Linked DNA regions of Homo sapiens: region 2 is linked to region 1. Evidence: chromatin loops called from intact Hi-C (ENCODE). Cell type or tissue: ascending aorta. All regions are shown on one strand. Each heading gives the region's core, and the rest is flanking DNA. Links, peaks and the distances in the headings are about the cores only. Region 1 has its middle 110 kb from the start of UCHL1. Region 2 overlaps APBB2 (amyloid beta precursor protein binding family B member 2).

The links. A loop is a pair of places that touch in the nucleus more often than their neighbours do. Peaks named below come from ENCODE experiments on the same cell type or tissue, not always from the same donor. Only the 100,000 strongest peaks of a DNase experiment are listed, where the experiment ranks them.
Region 2: it touches region 1 in a loop (2.7-fold over the local background); 1 of 110 quality-filtered maps calls a loop at or near these places.

The regions. Positions count from the first base shown.
Region 1 is chr4:41,367,196-41,371,587 of GRCh38, reverse strand. It overlaps a transcript of LIMCH1 not described here. Among named protein-coding and RNA genes, the nearest start is that of UCHL1, 110 kb to the right of the region's middle. In ascending aorta, for the core only: no CTCF peak of the experiment used is centred there; a DNase peak (open chromatin) is centred at 1,757; H3K27ac peaks cover 2,795 bases.
Region 2 is chr4:40,915,300-40,919,691 of GRCh38, reverse strand. The region is part of intron 10 of APBB2 (amyloid beta precursor protein binding family B member 2); the gene reads left to right. Among named protein-coding and RNA genes, the nearest start is that of NSUN7, 170 kb to the right of the region's middle. In ascending aorta, for the core only: a CTCF peak has its summit at 2,587 (motif pointing right); DNase peaks (open chromatin) are centred at 1,161, 2,651, 3,251 and 3,815; H3K4me3 peaks cover 1,467 bases; H3K27ac peaks cover 3,944 bases.

The DNA of each region.
Region 1 (4,392 bases), core at 81-4,080:
AACGGTGCCTGGCAGGGAGGCACCCTAAATCCACATTTTCCTTCCCCTTGTTTATAATCATTCCAGTCTGGATCTCAGCATCAAGGACTATTTGAATCCAGTGGGGGAGTCAGGTTCCAATCAAGGAGAAAAAGACTGGGGAAATAGACGTGAAGTGAAAGGGAGTAAAAATGGTTCCACCCACTGATGATGGTTCATTGGGCTCCTGTAATGATTTTTCATCATGGTCCTAACCACCCTACTGACAATTATCTTTTAAAACATATTGAAAGGGTTCCAGTTTCAGAGAATGTGCTTGGGAGCCATATGGATGAAATTGTTTCCTCGCAACTAACGGTGCTATGTATATAGAAGATGCTCAATAAACAGCATATTGAACCATTAAGGGAATGAAGAGAGAGAAGGAGAGAGGCAGGTCACCTGCTTGGTTAGGTAGTTACTTGGGACCATGATCTTTTTAGAAGTTTCGCTTTTACTTCTAAAGGGTCCCAAATACTAACTCTGCAAAGGTACTTTTTCCAATAAGTAAATATATACGGAGCAGCTGTTAAGGATAAGGCAGCGGGACACAGCAGTCACCAGTCCAAGCTCTGGAACCAGTTTGCCTGGGTTCAAATCCCAGCTCTGCCACTGATTATCTGTGTGGCTTCAAGCATATCACTTACCATTTCCGTGCTTCCATTTTCCCATCTGTAAAACGGCCATAAACAGTGCTTGCTTGAGAAGTATCTTATATATCAGGCACTGTGCTGGGTGTTTGTTCTATACACAATATACCACCTCATGCAAGCACCTACACTACCACTCAAGCAAGCTCCTAGACTACCGCTTGTACATGGTAAGTGTTCCAGAAGTGTGTTTGCTGTTATTTTTATTTGGCACTGAACTAGCCATTTTTATCACTATTATCACACTCTGTCAACTCTAACAGCATAATGAATCAGGCTTCTACTTGTCACTGGCCCCTCCTATTTATGACATCTTGCATGGTCCCTTAGGGAAAAAGGTGGCAACCTCATCTGTTGGCTGATGACAACATTCAGCTCCACAGGCAACTTTTTTTTTAATTTTCCATAGGAAAAGAAGAGGGGATGCTATTTCTCAGTGCTCCCATTGGGTCATGACAATTAACAGTCACAGCCGTGGCCATTTATTGATACCATGGATACCAGCTACTAGTCAGTTATTTTGGGTTTTTTTCCTTTAAAAATACCTGTCTAATAAGAACTCATACAGGTGACCACTATAATAAAAATTCTTCCATTTCTTTTTAGATTCACTATCATTGGAAGTGCTCTATCTTTCCCTCATCCTAAGAAGTGGGAATTAGCTAGACTTCTATAACAGGTGAAAGAGAGGTTTGCTTTGACTTAGGGAAAGAAAGAGAAGGTGAGAGCCCTAAGGCCGAATGCTGGGGGCATGTTTATTTAAAGAAAAGAGATGTCTGCTCTCCCGCCTTGCAGCCAGGAACTCCAACGAGCCCTGACCCAGTCTAACTTGAGGGGAGGGTTAGCACCCTAAAGAATATCTTCACCCAAGGGCCAACAGAGAAATCACCCTCCGAGTGTCCAATCACTGACTGTCTCCAGGCAACTATTGGGTAAACTGCTTTTTTTAATCACTACAAAACACACACACACACACACACTTTGCTTCCTGTCAGGGCAGCAACAGAGTCTATTTTCTCTGCCACAGCCAAGTCCAAGTGCCAATCAGGCAACCGTAGCTGGGCACAGACTCACTGAGAAAGCGCTCAGGCAGTGGGGAAATGTGGCTGTGAGGCCCTAGTGAGGAACAGCCTGGCTGAAACAAGGAGGGAACAGGGTGATGACTAAGACGCAGTCCTTGGCCACAGGGCTCTGGGGTTCACCAAAGGAGGCAAATCCCCCCACCACACACACACACAAAAAAAATTCGTGATAGTAAAATACAGCAACTTTTCTAAAAAAAAGGCAAAAACTGAGGCTCAGGTGTGTACAAAGAAGGGAAGGATTAATGAGCTTAGAGGAATCAGGGACCATGCTGCAGAGGCAGTCGGGTTTAAGCTCTATCTTGAAAGGATTTGTCCCTGGAGAAGTGGAGAAGGGGCATTCCAGGTTGTGGCTACCCCAATAGCCATTCTCCCCTTTTTCCTGAGGAATACAACTCAAGAATATTATCTGAGCATTACTCCTGCCTGGGGTAAAAGATCCTTCTCCAGAGTCTCTCCTATATACAGAAAGGGCCATGTTCCTGAAGTTCTGGGCAATAAAATAGTAGCCAGTATGTCAGAAAGGGTTTCCCAGAAGCCACCTTATATGGGAAGGATGCACTCTTCACTTTCCTTGCCTCCATCCAGCTTCCTGGAAAGGTGATGTGATCACGACTCTCCAGCAGCCATGTTAGACTGGGAAGATGGGGGAGGGGGTCTAAGAATGGTAGTTCAAGTGTTGAAAGGAATCTCAGTCAAGGACCTCCAGGGTTTACAATTTATGAGGATCCCAAAGGGCACCTGGCTTTAGTAGTTTATAAAGCCCCCTCTTTTGGAAGAATTTGGGAAAAGTTCCCAAATGAGAAGACATCTGTGGGTCACCACCCTAAGTCTCACACAAAATGGCTCTCTTCCCTCACTGAAAAGCAAGCAGGTTTCCCGCAGCCCCTTCCTGCTAAGAGTGGAGTACAGCCTCTACAGCCTCTATTTTGTCCAAGAATTTTAATCCAGAGTCTAGGCTCAAACACAAATCCCAAAGTCCTCTCCGCATTTTTCTTAGAAGAGTTCTTATCTGTGCCTCAGATGTAAAATGGACAGTGGATCATCATGCAAACTCTGAGTGGCCTGCAAGGAATATTCAAGAACTTCCGAGGCAGGTACCTTCACCCCCTGCCCTACCACCAACACATATCTACCTTCAATAGACCTAGAGAAATTTAAGAGTGTTTCTACCCTACCTTGTTTCAAAACACAATCATAATAAAAGTATGTGTAGCATCCAACGCAAGCCCTTTTCTCAATAAATCATCATCAATCAAATTCTCCTGCTTAGAATTCTTCCGTGGTCTTAGCTTAAATCTTATTTTCACTAAGAATCCTTGTCTTTTTAAAGAGTGCTTTTCTCTTAATCCCCCCTGCCCCATTCTTTGTCTTCATAGTATGTATTCCAAATCGTAATTATATATGTATTGTTTAATCTCTCTGTCCCCCTGCCACATTGTATATTTCATGAGGGCAGGAAGTATGTTTATTTTGTTCATTACCTAACACCATGCCTAACACTATGCTGCACATTGTTGGAGCTCAGTAAACACTTTTCAGGAAATAATTTTTGAAAGCACACTTTCACACATTAAAATATTAATGCTTATTTTTGCCACTGTTTATACTGAAGCAAACTTACAAATGAGTGATAGCCAAGTCTCCCAAATAATTATTTTCATATTTTAACAATTTGACTGAGCTTATTGTCGCTTTCATTCCATTTCAATTGGAATAAGATATTCAATTAAAATAAAATAATTGTTCAAAATATTTTTTAAACACTTCTGAGGGGAGAAAAAGATAGCTATGTACTCATTGCAATAAATATAACTTCAGTTCCTCACTTGGTGCAGACCCATTTGGTGAACATACTTGGCAAAAAAATAAGGCTGAGGAATTTTTTTTAACAGTTTTCAGTCATGGAAATGAAAAAGCTACAAGTCCTTCTGTTCTTGACCTTGATTTCTTTTTTTTTTTTTTTTTTTTATGATGGAGTCTCGCACTGCCGCCCAGGCTGGAGTGCAGTGGCGCGATTTTGGCTCACTGCAAGTTCCGCCTCCCAGGTTCACACCATTCTCCTGTTTCAGCGTTCCGAGTAGCTGGGACTACAGGTGCCTGCCACCACGCCCGGATGATTTTTCTTTCCTTTTTTTTTTTTTTTTTTTTTTGGATTTTTAGTAGAGACAGGGTTTCACTGTGTTAGCCAGAATGGTCTGGATCTCCAAACCTCATGATCCACCAGCCTTGGCCTCCCATAGTGCTGGGATTACAGGCGTGAGCCACCGCACCTAGCCGACCTTGATTTTAAAAGCAAGTGCAGGTGTATTCCTCCATGGCCTCCTAATGGGCTATCTAGGGGTGAATGGGTGGGGCAGTCCCTAACTTACACTGACCAGGAGGCCAAGCTGCAGCCTCCAACAGCCACACTAGAGTAACTCTCACAGGCAAAATGCAGGACAGTGGAAACATGGAGCTTTCCCAACCTAACCAATATTTTATTCTTAAGGTCTCAGCATAGAGCACAGTTTTGCTGACAGTGGGAAAAGGTATCAGCCAAGTTATTTCTTAGGTGCATTTTATATGACTATATCATCTGTCCTTTTCCTGATGCCAAAGGTAATTCCCTGAGATACACTAGCCATCCTGATATGGTTTGG
Region 2 (4,392 bases), core at 285-4,284, 450 kb after region 1:
CCCAGCAGTCCTGCCAGTCGGGGTGAGTTAGCCGTTTGGGCGGCTGTGTGGACAGAGTCACCTAGAGGCAATGTGGGGCTTAGCCCAGTCCCAAGTGTGTACCATTTCTAAGGCCACCTCATTCTCTGAGCCTGGGAATCATGATGTTAGCAGTGTTTTACAGTATGTCATAGCTTAAATTAAGCAGCATGGATTTCTTTTTTTCCAGAGAAATTTAAAGTGGGAAATGTCTGGCAATAAACTGGTTATTAATGAGGATGCATTAAAATGTAGATAGCACCTGATGACGTGAGAAATGCACCTGATGATGTGAGAAAGTTTTCACGTAACTTCCAGATAGGTGACCGTGAGGACATGTGTAAAGAAGTTCCTATATGTTAATGGGGGTGTTTGTCGCCTCCTCTTATGGACAAAACAAGCCTTGAAACAATTTTTCACTGGTTATATTTAGTAAGTGCATGTGCGTGCCTGTGTAGATTTTTTACTTAACGTAGAATGAATTACTGTCCCTTTTTCTTTACTCTGGAGCACATTTACGTAAAGCACTTGCCAGTTCAGACTTATTTAGTGGTTCAGCCACAATGGAAAGGATGCCTCTTGAGTTTATCTTACCAGCCTTCCTTTCCTTGTACCCCTGGTGAAAGCCCAGTCTGTTCTCAACCTCCAGAGGCCTGCTTGAAAAGACTTCAGCTTTAGTCACAGGGGTTTTATACTAGCTAAAAAAGAAAAAGAAAAAGAAACTCACCTCAAGGCTCTATATAAATGTAAAAATGGAAATTGCAGCCAGGCATGGTGGCTTATGCCTGTAATCCCAGCACTCTGGGAGGCCGAGGTGGGAGCATTGCTTGAGCCCAGGAGTTTGAGACCTGCCTGAACATAGTGAGACCCTGTCTCTGTTAAAAAAAACAAAAACAAACAAACAAAAAAAAAAACAGAGAAAAAATAAGGAAGGAGGGAGGGAGGGAGGGAGGAAGGAAGGAAGGAAGGAAGTCGTCCGAAAGAAGGAAGGAAGGAAGGAAAAAGAAAGAAAGCTGCCCCCATTTTACAGGAAAACATAGCTCCTTTGCATGCTCCTTGAGTTCCTCTGCTGCTTCTCCCCCCAGTGTTCGTGTTGTTATTGAGAGAGTGACAAGGACTGCCAAAAATGGGGATTGCCACAGAATCTGGCCTGCTGCCATTAACGGCATTAAAGCACTCTTACTGTCCAAGAGATAGGCTGTGGGTAAATAGTGTAGTGCCTATAAAACATTTTCCCCCAAATCTTTTAACTTAAAAAGTTAATACTGGGGACAAAATTGACACAGATAGCTCAGAGGTTCCCCAGTGGCACTCAAGCATGTGTTGGTGTGGCATTGCCTGCAAAACACCTTCACATTCCTATGGAGTTCTTTGTGGGCCTCTCTCTTTGAAAGATGTCTGTAGAGATGAGCTTGGCCAGTGCTCAGTAACTGTGTACTAGCCAGTGTGGGGATGTGCTAGTTCAAGCTAGTCCCTTTCCCACTAGATTAAGCTGCATAGAATTATGATAGAGTGGTTTGGCCAGCACTGGGATACGTCACATTGTAAATAAGTGAAAATATTCATAATATTGTGTTCTGTTTTATGTGCTAAAGTGTGAACTGCCATCCTCTCCTTCAAAAGCAATGTGAGAAATGGGAAGCTGTATTGCATTGTCATGGAATAAGTTTCACAGAGATTGCGTTTTGCATGTGGAATTATAACCTAGATACAGAATAAACCTGAGTCTCTGGTCCATTCATCTCTGTTAAAACAAGAAGGTTCATAGGGAGAGTTAACTGATCACTCTGTTTTTAAACCTTTGCCCTGTGGATAAAAAGCACACAGCACCCTTGGTAGAGGATTCCTTGTTTTAACATCTCTTTTTCTTAAGAAGTTCACCATTACTGTTCTGCAAATACTCCTCATCATTCCAAAGCTTCTACTTCTTTGATATCCTGTAGAAGGGCAACTCTTGGTTGATATTTTCCCAACTCATTCAAATACTTTAAGATAACCCATTCCCTCTCTGATAAAATTGACCTCAACTCCCTCTACCTTTATAATTCACAGAACTCATGTTGCTTTAATTATTTTTGGTGTTTTTTTCTCTGGATAGTCTAAATTTTCTCATTGGATGAAAAAAATTCATTGAGAGATCTTAAGTACTGGTTATCTGCTTAGCACTTACCTAGGTATTGTGGGATATGAAAAAAATACACATGGGGACCCTGACCTCAGTGGCTTGTCAGGGGACCGTAGCAGGTGGTGGGATGAGTACTGTGGACAGAGGACCCCACTGTTCACCCGTCTCTGCTGCTTCCAGCCCGGGAGACCTTGGGCAAGTCACTTCCCTTTCTTTGATGGGCCTCATCCATCAAGCTGAAGACAAGAAATCTTGGAGTTCAGCTCTAAAAGCCAGGTTCTGGGGCTAGCTGGGGAGCTGGAGTTCACTTAGAGAATAGCAGAATATGAAGGTGAAGAGATGAGCTACCATCTGCAGTTGGAGTTCAGATTTGGGATCAATAAACTTCTGCAGGGCCTCAAATCACTAGACCCACCCCAGGTCCATTCAGAAGACAGTCCCAGTTGTCCCACAGGTGGCAGTAATGAGCCGCAGTCAACACAGCACAGGAGTTGCCGCCCTGACTTGACCCTGAGTGAGAGCCCTGGCCACTTGAGGAAGCCTGCAGAAGTCTGCGGTGCAGCAGAGCCCAGGGACGTGGTATCATGGCCTGCAGGCTGTGTAGGCTGCATGATACGAAGTCCTCCCCTCTTCCCTCTGACCTTCCCCACCACAGACTCCACACTCAGGTCTCCCGTTCACTGCATACTTCTGCCCCGTCACCATCTCAAGGCTTCACAACAGGATCTCACCTGCGGTTGCTTCTCTTGGAATTTTGGGAATCCATTGCCTCGCAACATCCTCTGGGTCCCTCCTTGTTTTTGTGTGATCACCAGGGTCGGTCAGTCATGCTCGCTCTCAGAATAGTTTCTAGTTTCTGGACCTCCTGGGCTTCCTTCAGTTTCTCCCTGTCTGTCTTTCCTGGTGGCCACGTACACACAGGGTAAGACATGATTGCACAGAGACACGGGTATGTTACCTACTTGGAACAAAATCCAACCACATAAGTCTACATGGGCCAAATTGTTTCTTTCAAAGGGAAACATATCTTCTTGCATTTTGAAAATCGCAGCTCAGCCAATACTGAGGAACAGTTGCCAATCTCCATGTGCAGAACGGGTGGGAAGTGACTATCTTAGGAACATGACACATGCTTCTGGAACAGGCTTGCCAATGACAGCATCCACTTTTTGCCTTCTTGTGAGCAGAAGCCACAAGGGAGCACTTCATTCTGTCTGTCTGTCTGTCTGTCTGTCTTCAGGTCTAGCCTGAGAGATGTCTCCTCCTCAGATACCTTCTCAGCTCTGGGGTTAGGTTTCTAGCCTTAATTCCAGTCTGTGGCTGACTGTGGTCTCCTTTTTCATGTCTCAGCTCTGTGCACATACATTCCTCCCCGTAGGAATTCATCATATCTAATTTACAGCAAATTCTTTAGAACAACTACCTAAAATGTTTTCTCTTCTGCAATTACCATGCCTATCTTGGCAGAGAGTTTCTTTGTATTTACTTCACCTTTGCATTACACACTGAGTTCCAGTCGGTCAGGGACCATTTCCCTGAGTGTTGGGCAGTTACCAAAGAAACTCTTTAAAGACAGACTTCACTCACACAGGGCCCAGGACCCTGCAGTGCCAGCTCCACTCCCTCAAGGCAGAGCTTCCTTCTTATTAGTCACAACTCTGGCTAATGCTCTCAGGACTTGGATTTACTCATTCGTGAAATGAGATGGCCGGGTTCCGGGGTCCCAGAGCCCTTGTGTTCTGGGTCTCCATGCTGTGGTTAAATGCTCCTCCCCCGAGAGCACAGTGCAGAATCCCAGGAGTCAGCCTGGAGAGCTCAGACTTCATAAATCTTCTCTCTGGGGTTGGGAACAGCCGTGCTTTTAATTGAAGTCTTTGTAGGTCTTTGCACGTTATGAACTCACTGAGTTCATTTCAGACACTTTGCAAAAAGTTGCAGACTTTTCATTTCTTGGTGACTGGTACAGTAAAACCTTTCTTAGAAAACAACAGTGAAAAGTGAAATTAGCCCTGAAGATAGTTATCAGTAACTTTTACTGAGTACCAGGTATTGTTTTAAGGCCAACTTCGCAGATATACATTCATTTAACACTCACTAGGATCAGGCTCTGCGCTCCGGGGCTGAGGATACTGCAGACCAAGTCCCTGCCTTTGTGTAACGTACATTCCAGGGTGTGGAGAGAGAACCACACAAGTGGAATAAAAGTACATCAGGTGAAAAGACTTACTATGGAGAAAAACAGCAGGGAA